Regions from separate parts of the Homo sapiens genome. Here regions 2 and 3 are each linked to region 1. A link is a loop called in an ENCODE intact Hi-C map of the cell type or tissue named here. Cell type or tissue: IMR-90. All regions are shown on one strand. Region 1 holds the start of CDH11 (cadherin 11). Region 2 has its middle 50 kb from the start of CDH5. Region 3 overlaps LOC107984894 (a long non-coding RNA gene).

Region 1 (8,000 bases):
CTCTCGCAGCCTCGGCTTCTCTCAGCCCCCGCCCTTTCCTTCCCTCACAGCGGCAGCCTCCCTCCTCCCGCCCCCCCCGCCCCGCACCCGCCTGCCCGCCCGCCACCTCCCCCCGGTTTCTCATTCCTGCCACTAGCGCGCTCGGCGGCTCATTCCGCGGCCGCCGCCAGCTGAGGGGAGCGTCGCGGGCCGAGGAGCAGATGCCGCGGGGGCCGCTCGCAGCCGCCGCTGACTTGTGAATGGGACCGGGACTGGGGCCGGGACTGACACCGCAGCGCTTGCCCTGCGCCAGGGACTGGCGGCTCGGAGGTTGCGTCCACCCTCAAGGGCCCCAGGTGAGGTGCGCCGCCAGTCCCTTCCTCTCGCCTGGTTGGGGCTTCTTGGAATGGGGGGCAGGATTTTCTCAGGAAGAGAATGTCTTGGCGGGGCGGGGTGGTGAGGGGGACGGTGGTATCTGAGTCGAGAAGGCTTCACTAACGCAAAGCAAAAGGGAGGGAGAGATTTGTTTAAAAATCAGAAAGGGAGAAGGGAGCCAGCTGTGGGCGCGGGCAAAGCAGGGGACGGAGGCTTCAGATGTGCGCTCCACGACTCTCCCTGGCTCCGGCCTCCTGTGGGGTCTGCGCCGAGGCCACAGCAGAGGGGGTTTGTACCTGGCTGGGGCAAGAGACTGCAGAGCAGACCTCCGGACACGCCGACTGTCCCCGGTCATATCTCTGGGGAAAGTCGCCCACGGCGCGGTGCCCGCCAGCCCTGCGCCGCTTCCCCAAAGCGGCGACATGACCGCGCTCTGCGGGGTTCTTACTCCATCCTCCCGGATCCCTGCCGAAAGCTCCCCGGGGCTTAGTCCCTGCAGTCGAGACTGCCGGGTAAGCCCGGGAAAACGGAAAGACCCCAGCTCCGGAAGGAGATTGCCCGCACTTTAATAGCGTGGGTTTGGGGCCGCCGACTGTGGTTCTGGGGCAGCAGGCTGCGGTGCGCTACAGCCCTCCAGCCCGAGTCTCTGCGGGAGCTCTGGCGCCCGTTTGTAAGCTCCCACCAGCGCAGGAGTAGGTCCATGAGCGGCCCAGACTCGGGCTCGCCTCTGGCTTGGGATTGGCGAAAGCTGCCAGGGTCAACGTTAACTTTGAGAACCACACCTTCCCGAAACCTGCGCCGCTTCTCGGAGCGCGCCAAGCCTCTCTAGCTCCCGGCACGCACGGCCTCCCTCCCTGCGCTCTGCCCCGGAACGCGAGCCGGGAGGTGGGAAGCACTGAGAAGCTGGCCAGATGGGGAGGACGGCGAGGAGAGCTCCCTTCTCCCCCCTCCCCAACCCAGAGGAACTGTAGGAGGGCCCGCCTCACGCTGTGAAGCGGAGTCCCCAGAGAAAGTGGGGTCGGGGGAGGCTTGCGGGTCCGGCTTCCTTGTCCGTTTTTTTGCCGAGGCCCTGCTTTCGCCCGGGGCTCGCCGCGCCTGCCTCTCCCGGGTGAAAGGTTTTCTAGGTGCTAGAAGAAGCCCTGTTGCTTTTGCTGATAATGCAGTAGGAATTTCATGGGCCATCACACTGCTATTAAGAAATCGCATCTTTTAATTATTTAATACCATCCCTGCCTGACGACGGGTTATCCCTAAGGGATGGGAGTGGGGGGTTGTTCTTGAAACCCGGCTGTATGAGGGTATAGATTTCACTAAAGTCTTCCCCCTTCGTCTCCCCCTAAAGAAATCGTGCTACGATCGCTCTGAAATCTTTTCTTATTTTCTTCTTCTAATCATGGCTATCGGTTTAATATGAGGCAGTAAGTTTTCGTTTTAATCACAGGGAGGCTACCATAATTAATCTGGCTAGAGGACGGATCAATTTCCTCATCACTTGGGCTTGCAGCAGACGTCGATGGTTTTGCGGGGTGTCTGGATTTCCTGGGGATGGGGATGCAGATGTGTTCTCAGGAGCGAGGATCCTGTAGCATCGCATGAGCACATTTGCCAGGCTGGGCTCTGAGCGCTAGAGCCTAATATGTTGGCAGAGAAGAGAAGGGACTGACCTTCTTTTCGTTAATCCTGGAATTGTTTTTCCTACAAATACGTAGGTGCAGACACCAGAACAGAAATATTAACTGCCCAACCCTAGCTGCAGGGAGCCTGGTCTTCTTCCAATAGGACAAAGGAAAAAAAGTTACAAAACAAAGGGACAGAGTTGTGGCCAATACGAGAAGCACTCTGAGGCTCCAGCTACTGAAGTTCCTTAAATGTAATCTCTGATTCCAAGTTTTAGAGTTGGCCAGTGGGCTCTGGAATTCGAACCTCTGTGAAAAACTGAAATCCAGCCTAGTACAAAAGGAATGTGAGTGCTTTTCAGTAGAGACCAGGGAAAGGCATCTGAAAGGCCAGGAAACTTTGCTTGAGTAAGGATTATCTTTACATCTTACTTTTGAAACATTGTAAATTAAGACATTAAAATGTCTTGCAGGCATGCACTATTATTAATAAAAATTATTACTATCATTTTAGTTGTTACTTCAGAGTCTGCATAAACTGGGCATTTTATGACATTGTTTGAAAGAATAAACCACCCTCCTCACCCCTGGGAAAGGGGGAATGAAGGCAGGCCTTGGAAGGATTGAGACTGGATAATCTGGCGAGCCCCAGACATGTAGATTTATTCAAATGGCTGCTTATTGCTGCCTAGGAAAATAAGCTTTTAAAATAGTTCTAACTGAAGCAGTGGACCATCTTGATAGCACTTCAGAACTTTCATTACGTTCAGCATTCTTATCAGAACACCAGACAGTAAAATTACTAGAAACCTAAATTCTATTTTCAATTAAGATGCAATCTTTTGTTAATTTGAAAATTTAAAAAAAATAGTTATGGCGCAATTTTTTTTATGTCTTAGAACTCATGTTCCCTCTGTAGAGTGGTGGCTGTGGATGTGCATGTTTGATTGTTTATTTGTGGGAGGAGGGGGCAGGGGACAGACTTGGAGAGCCACGCCATGATTTGGGGGAATACGGATCAATTTCATGCTCTTTTAATGCACTTGTCTTCATAATTCATGGTTTTTCTTCTCCTTTGAATAGAATTACATGGCTGCTTTGTAAAGATTCTGGTTTGGGGACCCTCATATGGGAAACGCCATGACATTGACCTCGTGGTCTGATTTACAATGCCAGTACTGCGCTCCCAGGAGCATAGCATGTCCTGGAACCTTGCCTGTGAATGCCTGTGACTTATGAAGTGGTAACTTATGAAGTTGGTAAACTTTGATCTCTTATATTCAAATCTGTTTTCAGAACCATCTAAACAAGATCTTCAAATCTGATTTTAGTCTTCCTTCATTCTCAATACATGTATGTAGGTAGATGTTGGAGAAACATAACAATTTCATTGGAATTTACTTTCAATATTGATGTTTTCACTTTGATGACAGGCATACTTACTCATTCAATAATAATAAAACAGTGGAATATATAGAGTTTGAAAGTAGGTATCAAACTTTTTTTCTTGAATTGTCAAATTTGAAGAATGACTATGAACTTTCAAGTTTTTTTTTCCTAGAAAATTTGAGCACTGTATAAATTCACTAGCCAATGATTTAAGGGATTGAAATGTGTTTGGGATGATTTTCTCCCTTATGGAATTGGCTGCTGTTTCATAAAAAGTTACCTAATTTGTCAAGAATCCCTATTCTGCACTTACCAAGAATTGTGAGTTTTCAGCCTTTTTAATTTAAAGTTATTGCCTCTGAAATATATAAAAGTAGTTGGTCTATATAAATTTGTGATTTAATTGATTAGGGGGAAAAACATCAACAGGTCTGCTAAAGAAAAAGAAAAATAAAGTTGGAGAAAATTGGACACATCCTGGTGCACTGGTAGGAGTTAAAAATGAGCTGTTCCATCAGGATTCCTGTGATAGCCATCCGCAGCCTCCCCTATGAGCAGGAAGGACTAAAGAAAACACTCGAGGAGCATAATTAGACATCTTTCTGCTATAATTTTACCCTGACATTGAGAGCCTTGTACAACTCTGGAAATGGACTCCTTCGCGGAAGATTGCACTTCTGGCCACTAGAGGGCAATGGCACCCTTCTCCAACTGTCTGCATGGAGCCCATCTGCTTTTGAGGGCATCATGAAAAGCGGTTTTGTTACTTACAAGCCTTGTCTGGCCCTCTCAGGAGAGACCGAATTCAATCTAGCTGTGGTTCAAGCTACTGCTCGAGCAGTTGGTCAGGATTAGCATCTCTCTAGTGGGTGGATCCTGTTACCTTCAGCATCTTCTTCCCACCTTGGAGTTTACTAGAAAGTTGGGAAATCCTGTAACTTGACATTGAGCAGCAGCCGGGGTGGGGGCTGGGCTGCAGGATAAACAAGGTCAGCTCTCACTGAGACAGTGATCTGGGAGGATTTTCTGGATTTTTTTCTGGCAAAAAGAGCATCATTTCTGACTCCAAGTGGAAGGGAATGGATAAAGAAGAAAAATATCAGTGAGACTACCGTGACACCATTGCCCGTTCTTTCATGAGGTTTTGAAGATGTCTGCAAGACACTTCTAATTTGCAAAAAGGAATAGCAGTTTGATCTTCGGTAAACACTTTGGGGCATGGAATTTTAATATAGCAGTAAATGTTTTACTGTTTCTTTTAAACCATTCTTGATATTGTTGTGAAAAACCTAACTTTAGCAGAGAGTAAAATTTAATTCAAGATTGTTCCTCGTGCACTGGAGTATAATCATTTGATTTTTTTTCTTCTCAGCGATATGGAAATTATGGCTTATGATTAAATTGCATATTCCAGGCTACACAAATTTATATTTGCTCCTGTTTGATAGTGTCATGAAAGTTCAGGAGGAGAATGCAAAAAGAAACTAATGCTATATTATAATTAAGAGGAAAACTCCATTAAAGAAATAAGTACTGTTTTAAGTGGCTACTTATTTGTGTTTTTTGTCTTAAGTGAGTACAGTTGCCTCCCTGGTGATTCAGCAATGAAGTTCTTTGCAGCTCTGAGCTGTGTTGGAATGCGTAGACAGTTGATGAAGAAGGAATCAATGCAAATGGATTATGGGAGGGAGTATTAAGTAACTCAGTGGAAAGTAAGACAAAGTGTTTTGTAAACTGACGTTCACTTACCATTGGACAGTTTATTTAACTTTAAAAGGGGCAATTTTAAATTCTAAGCTCTTGTGAATAATGCACATTGTTTGAACTGGAGGCAAAATTTCATTGTTATTTGGTTTAATTAGTCATGAGACGGTTGCAGAGTTCAGGGATTCTTATTGAGACAAAGCATTTCTCTCACAGTCTGTATGGTCGAGGTTTCTGCTCAATCAGAAAATCTGGTACATCGGGATATTAAGTGAGAGGAATGTGAGAGAGAAGAGAGGGAAAGGAGGAAGAAACTCAAAAGTATGAGAGAGACTAATGATGCTATTTCTTATGGAGGCCAATTTCTGATCTTCGTACCTCTCTCTCTCTCTCTCTATCCTTATTAAGCCAATTGAAGAGCTGAATCTAGGAAGTTGATATAAACAGCTTTAAACAGCTTTAAAGACTGCAGTAGACAGTAGCCAAGGTCTTATTCTGTGTTTTCTGGCACCAAGTGTCCCTCAAACAATATTTGTGAATGAGCAGGGGTTTATTCTCAAAATTTCCTGGTTGCTGCAGGTGAAAAAAAGCTTTCACTTCCTAAACTCCACACCCCTTATTTGCCAGAAATCCTCCTGACATGGTCCTCTGCACTGGAATGATTTTCACAAATTAAAGTTAGCTCTCCACATTCAGCTCTCTTGAAGAAAATGGCCTGGAGCCCGGCTTTGTCCTTACTATGATGATCACCTCGCATGGCAACCAGTGTGGTAGGGGAGGCTCCTCCCTGGTCTTAGTTTAAGACACGTAGAGATCTCATTTCAGCCTCCATTAGGCTCCATCAGTGAGAGCAAACAGTGAGAATTTAGGGTAGAGTCCCTGCTATCGATGCATCTTTATTCTTCTCAATAAGAGCAAGGGTGGAGGAAGCAAGGATAGGCATAGCAGCTCAAATTGCTTCACACCTACCCTGCCTCGGATTGCTGGCAATGTTTTACCCATAAACTCATTCTGGAAAGTTCAGTTTTCATCATGCTAGAGGCTTGGACCAGTTATTCATTCTTGGAAGCAATAGTGCCCAGCAGCGGGGCCAGGATGAGGGTGAAGAGAGTAAGTCCAAGGCCTGTAAGTGCACGGCTGGATTCTGTCTTGATTGAAAATTTTGTCTTTTGCTCATCATAGATTTTTTCCCCACTAATCTTCATTATTTATTTACTTTTTTAGAGACAGAGTCTCACTCTGGAGTGCAGTGTTGTGATCGCAGCTCATGGCTGGTCTCAAACTCCTGGCCTCAAGCAATCTTCCTGCCTTGGCCTCCCAAAGTGCTGGGATTACAGATGTGAGCCACTGTACCTGGCCAACTAATCTTGATTTTTAAAATAATGCATTAAAGTATTACTTATTTTGATTACTGAGGTTTTGTTTTTTTGTTTTTTTTTTTTTTGGTGTAGCCTTATATTTTGTGAGTGAGGAGTTTTGCCTCCATTACTTACAAAGTATGTGACCAAGAATAAGCTATATAAGCTCCCCAAGACTCAGGTGTCTTCTTGGTAATGATAGACCTAATAATAATATCTATATCCTAGGATTCTTGTAAAGATAAAATGAGAATTTAGTGCAAGGCCTAGCTCACGATGAGCCTTCAGTGTGTGCTGGGGTTGCTTGCCCTGTCTGAAATAGACTTGGGATTCAGTTTTATGGACTAATGAGAACAGGTAGCAGTTCTTTCTTATCCATTATAAGGCCAGAAATCTTGCATTGAACATTTGTTTTAGATTGAGGCCTCTCCCAATTAGCAATGAATTGTTTATTAGTGCCTGCCTTTTTTGAATGATTTCGTAAATTTAAGTGATCCATCCCTCTTCCACTTAAAATATTCAAGAGGCAGTTGGGATTTGAGATTTGAGAGATAATTACTGCTTTTGAACACTGCCTGCCTCCTTCCTACCTTTGCATTTTTTCCCTCTGTTCGTTCTGCGTATGGGTTGCTGTGGTAAGTTACCCTGCAGTAATACCTTACTGGGAAAGTTTGCTAAGCATGCCATATTGAGATATTCATCACAGGTTTGCTTTCGTTTAAAAGGGGCTCATTACTATTCCAGACTAGCTCAAAAGATAATTAGTCTCTTGATAAATCGTCTCCATTTCAAGACTGTTCCTGTTTGTTTTTCAGGTAAATGTAGTTTGGGATTGTAAGGGGTTTGAGCAGTGACAGTTTTAACTCATAAATAGACTGTGGCTGAAAAAGTCCTGGACCTGCCTTGTGGGTTTCTGTCTTTTGCAGGCCCAGGCAAAAGCACAGTGATTTGGCATCATGCTAAAAATAACGGAGTCCTCACCCTCTCTTAAGCCCTGAATGGTTTCCAACTGTTTCTCACCCAAAATCACAGCCAGGCTGGGCTTTCCAAGGCTCCTGGACCTTCCAGGTTGTCCTGCAGTTTCCCATCTGCGGCTCGCCGGTGTCATCTGTTCTTGCTCCAGGCTGGCGTTCCCTCCTGCCTGCACCTTGCAATGAAAGGGAATATCTGTCTGTGTTTGCCGGGGAAAAGGAAGGAGAGAGAGACAACTTTTTGAGATCCTACTGTGTGCCGGACGCTCTACTCGGTACCTCATCTAGTCTGTACAACCCCCCGAGAGGAAGGTACTTTCATCTCTATTTACAAATAGGAAAATGACTCTCAGAGGGAATTTAAGACACTTATCTAAGCTCATGAGTCTGGGGAGAAGGAAAGCTGGCTTCCCAAACCTGCTCTGACTCTAAATCCTCAGTTTTCCACTGTTTTTGGTGCGTGTCTCAAGCCTGGGCCTCCTTCACTCTCTGGAGAAGGACACAGAAGAGCTGGTGTGACTGCTCAATCCTCAGCTCCTACAAAATCTCAAATTTTACTTGTAATGGGAGCTTCTGAGATCCTCTGATCCAACTCCCTTATCAGTAGG
Region 2 (8,000 bases), 1.2 Mb before region 1:
ACAGCAAATCACTGGGCAGCAACCGTCCATCTCCTTCTTGCAGCCCCCAGCAGCTCAGAAATCATGACTTGTTCATAAATGACAATGTCAACCCCTATTTATGTCTGGGGCCATGGAGGCACACAGGGCTCCCAGCACCAGTTTTTCCCGAGGATTCTGGCCTCACTTCACCCTCAGGGCAGTGAGCGGGCTGGCGTCACAGCTTCCTGGTTCAGCTCTGCCCTCTGCGCCATGTCCTTGGGGCCATCCTCGCCTATGCTTCACTCCACTTGCTCCATGGCAGGACCATGGGGAAGCTAATTTTACTCGATCAACATTTATTTCATGCTTTGCCAAGTCTCAGGCTGCTGAGCTGCTCTTACCACACATTAACTATCTCACTTAATAGGTGTGGTGCAGCCAGGTAAGAACCATTAGTATTCGCATTTTATAGACAAGGATATAGAGTCTCAGAGATGATCTGGGTCACAAAACTGGTAAGAGGTAGCTAGCATTTGAACCCAGATGGTCTGACTGTATGGTCTTTTAAAAAAATTTTTATTGAGGGATAATTAAAATATAGCAAGATACACAGATCTTAGGTGTTCAGTTCAATGACTGTTGACAAATGCGTCCCCCCGTGTAACCACCCCTCCGAGCAAGATACAGAGAACCTCCATAATTCCTCGTGGCTCTTCTCAGTCACTTCCTACTGCACACTTGGAGTGGAGGCACCTGTTGTTCTGATTTCCACCACCAATATGTAAACCTGTGGTTTTTTTTTTTTTTTTTTTTTTTTTTTGAGACAGGGTCTTGCTCTGTTGCTCAGGCTGGAGTGCAGTGGCATGAACATGGCTCACTGCAGCCTCAACCTCCTGGGCTCAAGTGATCCCTTGTGCTCAGCCTCCTGAGTAGCTGGGACTACAGGTATGTGCCACCATGCCTAACTACTTTTTGTAGAGACAGGGTCTCACCATATTGCCCAGGCTGGTCTCGAACTCCTGAGCTCAAGTGATCCTCCAGCCTCAGCCTCCCAAAGTGCTGAGATTACAGATGTAAATCTCACTGCGCCCAGCCTGTAAGCTCTGTTCTTCAATTTTGTATAAATGGTATTATATATTGGAATTATGTATATAACAATAAATACTGTTTCTTTCACTCTGAACAATGTTTTTGAGGTTCATCCATATTGTCGCATGTATCAGTAGTTCATTACTTTCATTGCTGATTAATTTTTCATTGCATAGATGGACAGCACACTTTGTTTCCCCTTCACTTACTGATGGACTCTTGGGTTGTTTGCCTTGTTGGGCTCTAATGAATAAGCTTCTCCAAACACTCATGTACAAGGCTCTGTGTGGGCAAATGTCTTCATTTCTCTTGGGTTGATAATTGGGGTGGAATTGTTGGGTTGCAGGTGGCTGTATGTTTAACTTTATAATTGCCAAACATTTTCTGAAGTGGTGCACCATTTTACACTCCCACTAGTAATACGGAGAGTTCTAATTGCTCCACATCCTTGCCAAGCTTTGGTGCTAGTCTTTTTTATTTTAGCCACTCTGGGGTATGAGTAGTAGTATCTCATTTTGCTTTTATTGTGCATTTCTGTGATGACTAATGATTTTGAGCTTATTTTTCACATAATTCTAGGTCATTCACATATTTTCTTTTGTGATGTGTCTGTTCCAATCTTTTTCCCACTGAAAATATTGGGTTGGTTGTCTTTTTATTATTGATTTGTAGGGGTTCTTTATATATTCTAGATATGAAAATTTTCTCCCCAGTCTGCGGATTGTTTATGGATTTTTCTTAAAGGTGTCAGTGCTGAGCAGAAGTTGACTGCTGCCCCCTGACTTTTGGTTATCGATGATTCCTGGGTGTATGAAATTGGAGACTGTAACTGGCCTGCACGATGCCAAGAATACAGCTGGACCTCAGAAGGGGCTCATGTTCTTTGTCCTTCCTTCTGCTGCCAAGGTCTCCCCAGATCACTGTCTCTAAGTGGAGTGGATGTCCTCTCCTCTCCATCCGTCCACCCACCCACGTGTCACTCATCCTTGAGCATCCAGCTTATCATGGGCCTCTGGCACCACACTCCTTAGAATGCCCACCTCATGGAAACAATTCAAATGGGCAGCTCTCTGTTGCCACCTCCAGTGCCACTGACTTCATCCAGACCCTCCCCACATCTTCCCTTCTTGGACCACTGCAACGCCCTCTTCCTGCTCACTCAATCAACACAATTCTTTTAGTGTCAATCACTGTCCAGGCCAGATTAGGGTCCCAGAATATAGCACTTGCTCAAGCACTGCCCTGCTCTCCAGGAGCTCACAGACCAGGGGAAACGCATGTACACCAATGTTGAAAATACAGAGGTGAGAGCGAAGTACAGAGATGGATGCACTAGGTGTTGAGGAGAGCGGCCAGGAGAAGAGAACCCTTTTCTGTGCCTGGAGGTTAGTGGGGAGGGGACCCCACGGAAGCCTTCTCAGGGGAAAAACCCCTGAGCCAGAGTTTGCAAGCTGAATAGCTTTTTCCCAGCAGACAGCTTCATGGAAAGGAAGTGCATTGTAAAGAGAGGAAAGCCTGCGTGTAAATGTCTGGAGTGGTGACAGTGGACAATGTCGCAGGGAAGGGCACATTGACTGGCATGACTAGTGGGTGGAAGGGTGCAGGGCGGAGGTGAGCTTGGAGAGGCTGAGAAGGTGAGATCATAAGACACCTGCTACGTGAGGTCAGAAACTTGGGTTTTATCCTGAAAGCAAGAGGAGCTTTTGGAGGACTTGAGGATGGGGAGGGCAAGGTATTAAGTGCTCAGAACCCACCTGTGGCAGTTGTTAAGAGGGTGGATGAGGGTGGGTTTCTTTAGGATGAGGCCTATGGGGTGCTTTTCCAGTAGTAGCTGGTCCAGTCCTTACCCAAGGCAGGCAGAGGGTACGGCAAAGAGGTTCTGTCTGCATCTCCTCCCTCACCCAGGGCAGCTGCTGAGAGATCACCGGCCATGAGTAAGAACACAGTCATAGTCACGATCACAATCACCATCTGCACGGGGCAAACTGGTGAGCTTCATGGAGAGAGACATTGTGCCCTTCGGATGGCAACAAGTGGGACCCATGTCTGATGGGAACAGATGTGGTTGTGCATTGGCTGTGGTGAGCGGCTTTGGGATGAACCAGGGGCAAGGCTGGTGAGGTTGGAGGTAGAAGAGTGGACACTGCCTGTTTGGCACCTGGGAGTCGTGTGTGGTCACATAGACATGGGTTTGCTTCTGCCTCTGCAACTTCGCTCTTTGAATAAATTCCTTAATGTCTCCATGCCACAGTCTCCTCGTCTCTCACATAGGGTTCCTAAAAGCCTCTGTCACTGGAGTTTTGGGGGGCTTAAATGCCACAATGCATGTAAAGAAAGCGCTTGGCATGCAATCATGCCCCATGTATTCAGGATTCTGGGCCGTCTACCGAATCACCTCTAAAGCTTCTTATTGCTACTGCTGGCCTGGCCCTGCCTCTGGAAGCAGCCCAGCTGTTGGGCCCCCAGTTAGTGTAAGGCACAGATGTGGGAGCTGTTTTCCGAAAACCCATCACCAGTGCCTGGGCGCCTCCTCCCTCAATCTGCAGCAGCAGCAGCAGCAGCAGCAGGGTCCTGAGAAGGGCCTTGGCGAGGGTTATTTGTGCCTCTTCAGCAAAGGCCTTCCTGCTGCTGCTCTAGTTCAATGAAGATCACCCTCTGGCAGGTTTTCTGGGCCGTGCACAGGCAGTTAAGGAGCTGAAACTCCAAAGGCAATTTCTCCTCAAGGAGCTGTTTTGTGGGTGGTTCACTCTGCACCACTGCCATGGAGATGTTCCCTGCCCCAAGTCTGGCACAATTCACTGAGCCCAGGGCTCACTGGGCTGCCTGGGAGCTCCTCAACCAGGAAGGAGTGGGCCTGGCTCGGACAGAGAGGATGGGGCAAGGTCCTGACTATATTTCCTGCCCAGCCTGCAGGGAGTTGGGGGAAATTCAAGGGAGGCTCAGGCCCTTGAATAGCAGTACCAAAATTGCCCTCAAAAACAGTTTCTAGGTCGGGCGTGGTGGCTTATGTCTGTAATCCCAGCATTTTGGGAGGCCAAGGTGGGTGGACCACGAGGTCAAGAGATCGAGACCATCCTGGCGAACATAGTGAAACCCCGTCTCTACTAAAAATAGAAAAATTAGCTGGGCATGGTGGAGTGTGCCTGTAATCCCAGCTACTGGGGAGGCTGAGGCAGAAGAATGGCTTGAACCTGGGAGGCAGAGGTTGCAGTGAGCTGAAATTGCGCCACTGCACTCCAGCCTGGAGACACAGTGAGACTGTCTCAAAAAACAAAACAAAACAAAACAAAACAAACACTGTTTCTAAAAACCAGACAACTTTCCCTCTTACCTCCATGGCAAAAGGAGATGGCAAACGCTGCTAAATGCCTTAATAAGTGGCTGCTATTGGTTCAATGATGGCTATTAAAAACTATCAATTGTTTAGATACAGGAATATGGAGAAAAATCTTGTAAGAAGCACTTTTAAAGCCCACTTTGTGTCAATAGTAGTGTTGTTAATTTCCAACTTCCAGATCATATCGAAAGCATTGGTTATGAAAGTTCTTTGGGGGAAAAGGTCATTCATAAACATTCAGATTCTGAGTTAATGAATTTTCCATGGGTGTCTGCACAGACCCTCCCTCTGTCACTGACTGCCGTGGGCTGTCTCAGGCTGGGGACTGGTCCAGGAGCAGTGCCCGGAGGTCCTGGCTGGCTGGACTTGACCTTTCTCCTTCTCTGGCCAGAGGCCTCTCTTCCTGCTTTCAAGAAATGACTCCATACTGGCTGGGTGCTACTGCCTCTGATGGCCACTAGGGGGAACCAAGGTTCTCGGCAAAGGCTTCTCTCCCACAGCGTGAAACCCAAGGGGATTGTTCTGCATCAATGACTTTTCCCTCCCAGATTCTGAAAGAGGTGCTGAAACGGGAACCCAGTGGCTGGCTACTGGCCTGGTAGAGGTGGATAGTATTGAAGAAGCCCAATCTAGTTCTTAAAGCACAGTTATTATTTTTTTCTTTTTTTGAGACGGGGCTCTCACTTTGTCACTCTGGCTGGAGTGCAGTGGTGAAATCATAGCTTGTTGCAGCCTTAAACTCTTGGGCTCAAGCGATACTCCCACCTCAGCCTCCTGAGGAGCTGGGACTATAGGCACGCACCACCATGCCCAGATAATTTTTTAATATTTTTGTGGAGATGAGGGTCTCACCATGTTGCCCAGGCTGGTTTCAAACTCCTTTGTTCAAGCAATCCTCCAGCCTCAGCGTCCCAAAGTGGTGGGATTACAGGGGTGAACCACTTTATCTGGCCACAGTCAGAAGACACACAACCGACTTTAGTGTTATTATTATTTTTCTAAATTTGAGACAGAGTCTCACTCTATTGCCCAGTCTGGAGTGAAGTGGTGCAACCTTGGCTCACTGCAACCTCCGCCTCCTGGGTTCAAGCGATTCTCATGCTTCAGCCTTCCAAGTAGCTGGGATTATAGGCATGCGCCACCACACCCAGCTAGTTGTTGTATTTTTGGTAGAGACACGGTTTCGCCATGTTGGCCAGGCTGGTCTTAAACTCCTGGCCTCATGTGATCCGCCCACCTTGGCTTCCCAAAGTGCTGGGATTACAGTTGTGAGCCACTGTGCCCGGCCCACAACTATCTTTAAAATGACCGTTTCCAGGAAACCTTCTAGAGGGGTTCCCATGCCCACCTGTGACCCCTGCCCCAGGTCCTGGTCATTGTCTCTCCAGCAAGAAGGCAGCCGAGGGCTATATTCTGTGGCATCCTCCTCTTCTTCCTGTTCTTTACCCTGCTCTTAACACTTCTCACACCTTCATTTTATTAAACAACTCTGATCTGCAGGGAGCTGTACACTCAGTGCTGTGGGCATGGCACTGGGGGAACTGGAGGCTGATGGGGGAGAAAGAAGTACAAGAAATGACTCCTGCATTCAAGTGCTTTTCACCCAGTTTGGAGATGTAGGAATTTGATTCAAGTCATTGAACATTTGCTGAGTGCCCATTTGAGAAACAGTGGAATATTGGGAAAGAAAACAGATTTGGCAACTGACTTTCAACCTCAGCTTCATCTGGAGGGCCAGTGTGACGCTGTGTTACTGAAACCTGCTGGCTCTCTATTTCCTCATTTGCAAAATGGGGCCAGGCATCCCTAAGTGATCCACAGCCCTGTATCAACAGTCACCAGGGGATGGAAGAGAGAGGCTTTCTTTTCTTTTCTTTTTTATTCAGAGACAGGATCTTTCTCTGTCACCTAGGCTGGAGTACGGTGGCACAATCACGGCTCACTGCAGCCTGGAACTTCTTGGCTCAAGCGATCCTCCCATCTCAGCCTCCTGAGTAGCTGGGACTCCAGGCGAAAGCCACCATGCCTGGCTTATTTTTTAATTTTTTGTAGAGATGGGGTCTCATCATGTTGCCCAGACTGGTCTTGAACTCCTGGCTTCAAGTGATCCTCCTGCCTTGGGAGAGAGGCTTTCTTAACCTCTAGGTAAGCGTCACCTCCTTTGTGAACCTCTCCAATCCCTTTCCCTGCAAGTTAAGCAACAATTTCCTTGTCTGTCTTCCAGACCTTTGTTGTAGCCCAGTTAGAGCTGTCTGGGGTGCACTGCCATTATTTGTCATTGAACTGAGAACTCCATCAGAGCAGGGATGGTGGAGATGCCTGATTCCTGCCTAACTGGCTCACAGCCTGGCACTTTTTCAGGGAATATCAGCAGATGCTGGGATGAAGGGAGAGGTAGAAACAGCTTCCTTCTTTCCCGTGTGGGCCCCTTTGCAGACGGTGGTGCCATTCAGATGTGTGGGGACTCAGGGTATGATATTCGGGTGTGTGCGTGGACACTGGTTGTGGTCTTGGGCCTTGGGGTCACTTTGAGGGAGAGCCTGACTATCGAGCACTTGGCCATAGGGCCTGGGCAGTAGACACATGGCGTTGAACCCTGGAATTCCAGGACAGGATGGAGAAACATTTTCCACTGGTGGCCAAATGGCACTGTAGGTGGATGAGTCCTGGGGGATGCTATTAGGAGTCTAGGCACGGTGCTTACAGTGCTGGGTCACAGGTGAGAAAGAGATCCCTCTGGCATCTCCATCAATCCTGTCTTTTTTTTTTTTTTTTTGAGATAGAGTTTTGCTCTTGTTGCCTAGTCTGGAGTGCAATGGCGTGATCTCGGTTCACTGCAGCCTCTGCCTCCCAGGTTCAAGCAATTCTCCTGCGTCAGCCTCCAGAGTAGCTGGGATTACAGGCGCTCACCACCACACCCGGCTAATTTTTTTTTTGTATTTTTAGTAGAGACGGGGTTTCCCCATGTTGGTCAGCCTGGTCCCAAACTCCTGGCTTCAGGTGATCCGCTTGCCTCAGCCTCCCACGGTTTTGGGATGACAGGTGTGAGCCACCGTGCCCAGCCAATCTGTGAAGGAGGGGTTCGGTGCCAGGGAACCCTCTGGCTCTTACTCCCTTTTGAATGCAGAGCAGAGTGAGCAGGACCAGGGCGCGCCTTTGGCAGGCGACAGTGTTCACTGGCAACTTGTGCTCCCTGTTTTCTTTCCGGCTTACTTTTGACAATAGATACTATTTTTACACATTCCATAGTGATACACTTGTCTCATTTAAATAAATGTATTTAAGTTAAAAAATAAAGGGAGTTTGGGCCAGGCGTGGGGGCTCACACCTGTAATCCCAGCACTTTGGGAGGCTGAGGCGGGCGGATCATGAGGTCAGGAGATTGAGACCATCCTGGCTAACACGGTGAAACCCCGTCTCTATTAAAAATACAAAAAAAAAAAAAAAATTAGCCGGGTGTGGTGATGGGCGCCTGTAGTCCCAGCTACTCAGGAGGCTGAGGCAGGAGAATGGCGTGAACCTGGGAGGCGGAGCTTGCGGTGAGTGGAGATTGCGCGACTGCACTCCAGCCTGGGTGACAGAGCGAGACTCCATCTCAAAAAAAAAAAAAAAA
Region 3 (8,000 bases), 380 kb after region 1:
AAATTGTTCCCCTTGACTTCAAAGCACACACAGGACTAAATTTTAGGACTAATGATTTTAAATCACCTTTCTTGTTACAACAAAATGCATGATGCAATAATCAAATCTCTAAGCAATTTGTAAAACAAGGTTTGTTTGTGTGTGTCAGAAGCATTAGGGTAATGAATGGATGGGGAGTGAATGGGGGTAGTAGTGTCTTCTATGTGTACCACGTGTAGGAATCTATTGAATTAAATAGATGTCTTTGTTAATGAAACCACCACATAAATGGACCCAGCTATAAATTAAGCAGACCTCATTAGCCTGCCTTTCTAGGGGAAATGAGTTCCTTTTTGTGGATAAGAGTGAAATAGGTTCTTAAGATTTAATGTAATAAGAAGAAATTGGAACTTTTTACCTGGTGAAAGCAAAGCACCCGATGATTTAAATGTGATTCATCCACCAATTTTGGCTCATGTTCAGATAATTGAATATTAATAATAATACTATTATTATTTGTTTGTAGTGAAATATTAGTAATGTTATGGTGTTTGTAATTATTATTGTTAACATTCGCAATTACACCTTCTATTTAAGTCAGTTTTCTTAAAATAATAGGAAATACAGACAACTTTGAGAATCTAATAAAAGTTAGGAACTTTTCCCTGAAGAAAAGAATGCTCATATGCAGAGAAACACTCACAATATCAAAGGGGTTATGCATGCCTTATGTTCATGTAAGGACCACCAGAGCCCATTCCAGGGGTGGTTTGGTTTCCAGAGAGAGAATCTTAAGATAAGAGCATAAACTGAGCTAGGCCTATAATACAGCATCTATTTCACTGATCACTTCAACAATTCCCATGTTTGGTGTTACTATCCTCATTTTAGTGTTGGGAAAACTGAACCTCCAGGATGAAGAAGTGAAAAATCTGAATTTCATATTTTTCTGCTTTCAAAGCCCTTGGTATGTTCAATCATGTAAATTAATTTCTAATCCTTCCTAAAATGGATATTGAGGTAAAGGTAGGGATGGCTAATGCACCCTCCTTTAATTCCCAGGTACTGGAGAACTGTCATGTTTCAACCAGTCAATACGTGTGTTTGTGTGTGTGTGTATGTGTGTGTGTGTATGTATACATTCCCATCTCCATGCATATGTGTCATTAGTAAACATTTGAGAGAGGACTGTAGTCTATCAATTACCTGTTCAAACTGGTTAAGTTGTTTCCTTTCCTATAGATCTTATTTTTCTCATGTATTAAAAACAAAGGTGTTAAATATTTCAAGCCCTGTGCAAAAGTAACACTGCAAGAGTTTACAAATATAGTTTGGGGTACAGGTGAGAAAGGAAGGAAGTAGAAAGAGGAGGAAAGAGTGGGCCAGGGGTTTGTAGAGAATGCAATGGGAAAAAAAGGCTTAACAAGGAAGAAAATGAGATTTATCCAAGGAGTATGCTGTGTTCTTTCTTTCCTTCAGAAATACACCTCTTCTCAGACATCCTTCACATCATCGCAAGCATCCCTCTTTCATTGACAAAACGGCATTTACTCTGAAAAACAGAAATGGAGTCAGTCTTTGAAAATGTTTTCTACCTTATGATACTAAGCCTGGTATGTGGACCACAGTAAGCATACTTTCCTCCTATATTTTGCCATAGCAATACTAGACATATACATCTATATGTTGGTTAATTTCATAATGAATGCGCACTCTCTATCACGGACTTTGCTGAAGATATTATACAGTGTAGTTCCCCTTGGTGATTTACAGTTATTTGCTTTCCATAAGCTCTTTTCTAAAGCTAGTTTTCATTACAATTATCATAATAATTATATATATTTGTGGAAAAAAATTAAACACTTCAGAATGGAAATGAATTAAACAATAAAAGTCACTCTATGAATCTTTTCACCAGTTTCATTCCCTAGAAGCATGACTATTAAGAGTATCTTGTGTATATAAGCCAATCTATCTATGTGTCTATTTGATCGACCTATTTCTTCTTTATCATCATAGTCTACACGTCTGACTAAAAATGATGGTTTTTTATAAACAAATATATTAGTAAGTAAATATATATTCTCCAACATTTTAAGTTAAATACTTTAAAAAATTCCCATCCTTACACAAAAAGATCTGCTTCATTCTTTTTATTGGTTGCATAAAATTCTGCTATATATAATGCCATCATTTATTTGACCCACTATTGATGGATACTTAAAACATTTTTTAGAATTTTGCTATTACTAACAAACATCTTTGTATGAATACCTTTGTACCGCTGGGTAAGTGAATGTATTGTGCACATTCAAAAAGTTGCTGGGTCAAAAATATACGTGTGTGAAATGTTGACAGATATTGCTAAATTGCCTTACAAAATGGTTGCATCAATTTTCACTGCATTTAACCATGTTGAGCATTGTCTGTTTCCCACTTGGTCAAAATGCAGCATTACCAGCTATTTTTTTTGACATAGTGATATTAGTAAATTATGGCATCTTAACAATTTCTAGGGTTTCTTCACATACATTATTGATGCATTCCCCTTTCCCTCACCTCTTAATAGTTGTCAAAAATTTCTGCTTCTATTTTCAAATCATTGTTTTAGGACAATGCATTACTTCTGAGGCACCAGTTATATTTGCTGATTATAATTTACACAGGAAGAATTACCCTTTTGGATCTTACAATTTCCATATTACTCTCTCTCATCTCCCATTTATTTATGCTGTTGCTTGCTAATATATTCATTTATATTCCATCCATTTCCAAGGCTGATTTGAAGTGGCATATGATAAAATAGTAGGCATAAAGAAAAATAGCATTGAAATGGAAGGAAAAAATATCCTCGAAAATTAATATTGTGACTTTAGCAGTAAATCTATCTCTTGGCATTCTCGATATTAAGGCCAAAAGCAGCAGTCAATTTTTGATTAATGCATAGCCTATAGAAAGAGAAACCATGTCAGTTAATATGGAGATAAGCATTTTTCCCATTCCTCAATTATTTAATGAATGTTTCAGGTGGATACAAACAATAGAACATACAGTGTCCTCCAAAATTATTGGCCACAGAAAAGAAACAGAGATTTTCTTTACAGGACTTCTTTTAAAAAGAGAGAGAACTATAACCTGAAAACACCATTCACAAAAGATATTGCTTATAAGACAGAAGCAGCTTAGCTATCACTGTTAGATATTAACTTGCATACACATCATTTTATTATATTTAATGTATTCCTTAAATGCATAGGCTCACTGCTATTGTTGTATTGACTTTTAGGTCTGAAGAGAAAATATGTGAGATATGTTTAATTGTTTGAGCACAGGAATGTCGATGATAATTATGATAAAGATAATTATGATTTACTCTCTTACAAATTTTAGCTGCCCTTTTTGTCACTTGCATCAGTATTAATTTTTTCCTCACAATGACACAAGAACTTCAGATAAAGCAAGTGCAAGAAATTTGGAAGCACAAATAACATTTCCCAGCATTTAATTCAGTTCATTCCCATCTACCAACTGAAAGACATCATGGTACCGATTCATCAAGCCCTTTGTGTGTATTATCTTTATGAGACATATCTTATGTTCTCTAATCACATGGGTCTCAGTGTTCTCTGATGAATGCCCTGATCTGTTTTTCAATATATTTATCTTCTGATACTTTTCTCTGCACTGGTTGAGAAAAATGTTGGTATCAGAGTCAACAGCATCTGTAGGAAAAACTGGGGAGACAATCCTAGATAAATCAAACTCAACCATTTCACTAAATGGGATTTTTTTTTTTTTGAGACAAGATTTTACCCTCACCCAGACTGAAGTGCAGTGGCCCAATCATAGCTCACTGTAGCTTCCAACTCCTGGTGTCAAGGAATCCTCCTGCCTCAGCCTCCCAAAGTGCTGAGATTACAGCCTTGTGCCAAGCCCAAACAGATATTTAAGCTCCACCAATTTCTACCCACTGCACTCATTGGACAGTGTCCAAACTCTGGTCCACCCCTTCCATTTATTTATTACCATCCTCAGTAGCACTTGAGGACCAATTATTCTGAACTACTTGCTATCTGAATACCCACAACATTCCTTGCCTTCTAGATTTTCCTCCTGCTCACTTTTGAAAAAATTCCCATTGAATGAATCATTGTTCTCCAAAAACATTCTATGCTTAAGCAATACTTTATTTTTCACATACATTTATTGTTTTCCTCACCCTCCCAAGAAAGAAATTGTCTCTTTATTTTGAAAGAATAGGAGGCCCCCTAGCACAGGAACATGCTTCTGCCTGCCATAGCCCCCTGGATCTGCTGAGCTCGGATGCTTGGGGTGTGCTTCAGAAATGCCTCTGAGTTGCTACAGCAATTGCTGTCCTCACTTCCTGCCAGAACAGTCTACACCTCCTCCTCCATCATTTTCTTTCCCAGGCTGATGAAGACATGTCTGAGCTCTGCTCTCATGACAATCATTCCCCTCCTTTATTTTTCAATAAATATATAGAGTTATTTCAAATATTTTGGTATATGACATAGATTGGTTTTGTAGTTTTTAATGAAGTAAAATAGAAACTTCTAAATACAGCAGTGTCTGTGGGGAAAAAAGCCATGAGAAAAAATAAGGTAATTGGCAGAACTATATTTGCTTGAAGGAATTAAATGAAAAGCATGGCGTCATGATCAATCAGATAATGGTTTCTATCATACATTGTAAAACTCTATAGACTTAACCATCTCTTCCAACAGATGAACATATATATATATATATATATATATATATATATATATATGTATATATATATGTATGTATGTATGTATCTGTGCCTTAGTTTGTTTGTGTTGCTATAAAAGAATACTTGAGGCTGAATAGTTTATAAAAAAAGAGATTTTATTTGGCTCATGGTTCTGCAGCCTGTACAAATTGCATGGTGCTAGTGTCTGCACCTAGGGAGGGCTGCACTCAAAGTTCTACTAATGGTGGAAGGAGAAGGGGAGCAGGCATCATATGGTAAGAGGAAGGAAGCAGGACAGAAAGCATAGGAGGTGCCAGGGTCTTTTCAACAACGTGTTATTAAAACTAAGAGTGACAACTGACTCACACTTAGGAGAATGACACCAACCCATCCATGAGAAACCTACCCTCATGATCCAAACACCTCATACTAGTCCCCATCTCCAATATCAGGGATCAAATTTCCACATGAGGCTTAATGGGGTCAAACGAATCATATCCAAACCATAGCCATTTGTATCTATATCTATATTTATATATATCTATATCTAATTTATATCTTCCTATATAAATCTAAGAATGTAAGAGTGTGCGTGCATCTGTGTGTGTGTGTGTGTGTATTTAGCATCATTTTCCTTGGATTAGTAAGCATTCAGTAAATATTACTTTTGTTGTTATATAGTTTTTATTTCATAATCATAAACTTAACTCTGCAATCTGCTAGAGGTGGAGCAGACTAAGGAAAATGTGGAACCAAAAGAACTTCAGCAAGAACACAAAGATTATAGGATATTTTGAGCAAATGGAGTGGAGGAATGTTCTCTTGCCTATAAAAAAATTAGTCTGGTAGTTAAAACAAAACATAAGTTAAATTTATTGGAGTTGTCCACAGTTGTCAATCGTGGTCTTCTTTCTGGTTTTGCCATTCCAGAAAGCAAAGTGCGCCATGGCTTCCAAGATATTCAAGCCCTCTTTTGTCTTGCCAAAGACTGCACTCTTGCCACCCAACCACACAGTTTTGGCAGTGCAGATGAAAAACTGGAAACCATTTGTGTAGCGTCCAGTATTTGCCATGGACAAGGTGCCAGGTCTTGTATGCTTCAGGATGGAGTTATCATCATCAGACTTCTCCCAGTAGTTGGACTTGTGCCAGTGTCATCATGACATGTGAAGTCACCACTCTGGCATATAAACCCTGGAATAATTCTGTGAAAACAGGAACACTTATAGCCAAATCCTTTCTCTCCAGTGCTCACAAAATGAACATTTTCTGTTGTCTTTGGAACTTTGCAAACAGCTGGAAGGAGACATGGCCCAAGTGCTCACCGTTGACTACAAAGTTAAAGAACAAGGTGGCAGTGGTGACATCAGTGGAAGTGGCATCTGCAAAGTGCCAACAAATATTTTAAACAAACAAACCAATAAATTAATATTTCTTAAACCAGTAAAGAATGAAAACTTTCCAGCCACTCATCAGGCATTTGTTCATAACTGCTTGGTGTCATTCATGGTGAGAGATTTTGCTGACACAATGATAGCTATGAACAATCCCTGCTTCCAGAAGCCTATGGTGCAGCAGGAGAGGTTTGTACCCACATTCATGGCATAGTGATGGAGAGTGTTGGTGCCAGAACAGAGATACACTGAGGCCTTTCTGAAGGGACCCAGAATGGAGCATCTTCGACTTCATGTGTGTTCAAGAAGGTCTTCATAAAGGAAGTGACAAACATATTCAGGTATCTGAAAGTTGAACACACACTGAGGCTTACACTGGACAGAAGACAGAAGGGTAGTGTCGTCCCTGACCCTGAGGCCTTAAATCCCTATTGGGAAGTGAACACACTGACAGATTTTCACATACAAAAAAGAAATAAACAAACCCACTTAAAACTATGAGTGGTTGATTTATGTGACCACTCCTATGGATGCTTGCATACAAACAGGACACACAGAAGGATAATCTGAAATAGAAATATATTAGACATAAGGATTAACTGCATGATATTTACTAGTAAAAAGCTAAAACACTAATTTAAATTTAAACTGTTAACTCTGAAAAATAATGGAGGGGAGAGCCAATTGGAGAGAAGGCAATGAGCAAAGAAATCCAAGAGCCTCGGGATTAGATAAAATTAAAAAAATGTCTGACTGGAGAATGACATACTTTTATAATCTCTTCACTTTTCCAGACATCCTCTATTTGTTACAAAGCTATCCCAGTCCCCAGTCTTGTGGTGTCTGGACCCTTGGGGTCACTTCCTAGCTGGTGACTTGCTTACACTCTCGCCTGGCCTCACAATGTGTAAGCCTCATTGAGCGATCCTTCTAGAACGTTAGCCAGATTATGTAACTCTCCTTTTCAGAACCTTCCAACCACTTGCTCTCTTGCACATAATTAATTCTGATGTCCTCACCCTGGCTTCTAAAATAGATGACCTGGCCCCTTACTAACGCACTGGTCTCATCTCCCACCTCTCTTCCTAGGTAGCTCTAGTCACACAGCCTGTGATCATTTTGAAATGTCTGAACCATACTCCCCTTTCAGGACTGTTGCATTGCTCTTCTATATATCCATGTGTCCTGCACCCTCTCTTCATTTAGGCTTTGCTCAAAATATCCTTTTTTCAAAGATTGTTTCTCCGAATGCCCTTATGAAATAGCATGCTTCTCAATGCTTTAGTTCCTTGCCTGCTTTACTTATCTTCATTCATTTATTTTGTTTCCTCTAACTAAAATGCAAGCTTCATGAGAGTGAGAAATATTTCATAAATAACTATTCCCTGTGCTTAAAAACAGTGCCTTAAACATGGTAGACACTCAATAGATATACATTGAAGAAATGAACAAATACTTTTCAGAGCCCTTACTATGTAATATGCATTATCAAAATAAATCATAAAAATTCAAGAGAAAGGCATAATATTCAGTGCTTCTCAACAATTTAGACATGCAGCTCTTTTGCAGATTATTTCCCATTTATCCCTCTCTTTAGCAACCATTTACCTATAATGTTATTATCTGCCTACCACGGAACCTATCATGCTCTGAACACACTTTGGAAACTGCTGTTCTAACAGATACCAAGGGAAGGGAACTATATTTACTTTCAGGCCTGAAATAAGTCAGAGCTAAAAGGAGTAAAAGTGGTGTGCAGATCTATCTCAATGATAGTCCAAAATTGTGGGGGTGTGTGTGTGTGTGCGCACTTGCATGAAGAGGGGACTCTGGGCTCTGAGATCTACAGGAAAAAAAAAACAGAAAAATATGGCTGAAGTCACTGAACAAACTCA

Evidence for each region. A loop is a pair of places that touch in the nucleus more often than their neighbours do. Peaks named below come from ENCODE experiments on the same cell type or tissue, not always from the same donor. Only the 100,000 strongest peaks of a DNase experiment are listed, where the experiment ranks them.
Region 2: it touches region 1 in a loop (10-fold over the local background); 3 of 110 quality-filtered maps call a loop at or near these places.
Region 3: a loop joins it to region 1, with 3 times the contacts of the local background. A loop is called at or near these places in 3 of 110 quality-filtered maps.

The regions. Positions count from the first base shown.
Region 1 is chr16:65,114,215-65,122,214 of GRCh38, reverse strand. CDH11 (cadherin 11) reads left to right here and starts at 152. Exons shown (of 13, transcript NM_001797.4): 1 at 152-335. In IMR-90, CTCF peaks have their summits at 167 and 4,046 (motif pointing right); DNase peaks (open chromatin) are centred at 2,194 and 4,064; H3K4me3 peaks cover 2,639 bases; H3K27ac peaks cover 3,318 bases.
Region 2 is chr16:66,312,261-66,320,260 of GRCh38, reverse strand. No RefSeq gene overlaps it. Among named protein-coding and RNA genes, the nearest start is that of CDH5, 50 kb to the left of the region's middle. In IMR-90, a CTCF peak has its summit at 4,839 (motif pointing right); a DNase peak (open chromatin) is centred at 4,860; H3K27me3 peaks cover 1,712 bases.
Region 3 is chr16:64,734,868-64,742,867 of GRCh38, reverse strand. It overlaps LOC107984894 (a long non-coding RNA gene), which reads left to right. Exons shown (of 3, transcript XR_001752238.2): 2 at 1,459-1,592; 3 at 5,642-6,890. It also overlaps the pseudogene PPIAP48. Among named protein-coding and RNA genes, the nearest start is that of CDH11, 380 kb to the left of the region's middle. In IMR-90, no CTCF peak of the experiment used is centred here; a DNase peak (open chromatin) is centred at 4,087; H3K27ac peaks cover 243 bases.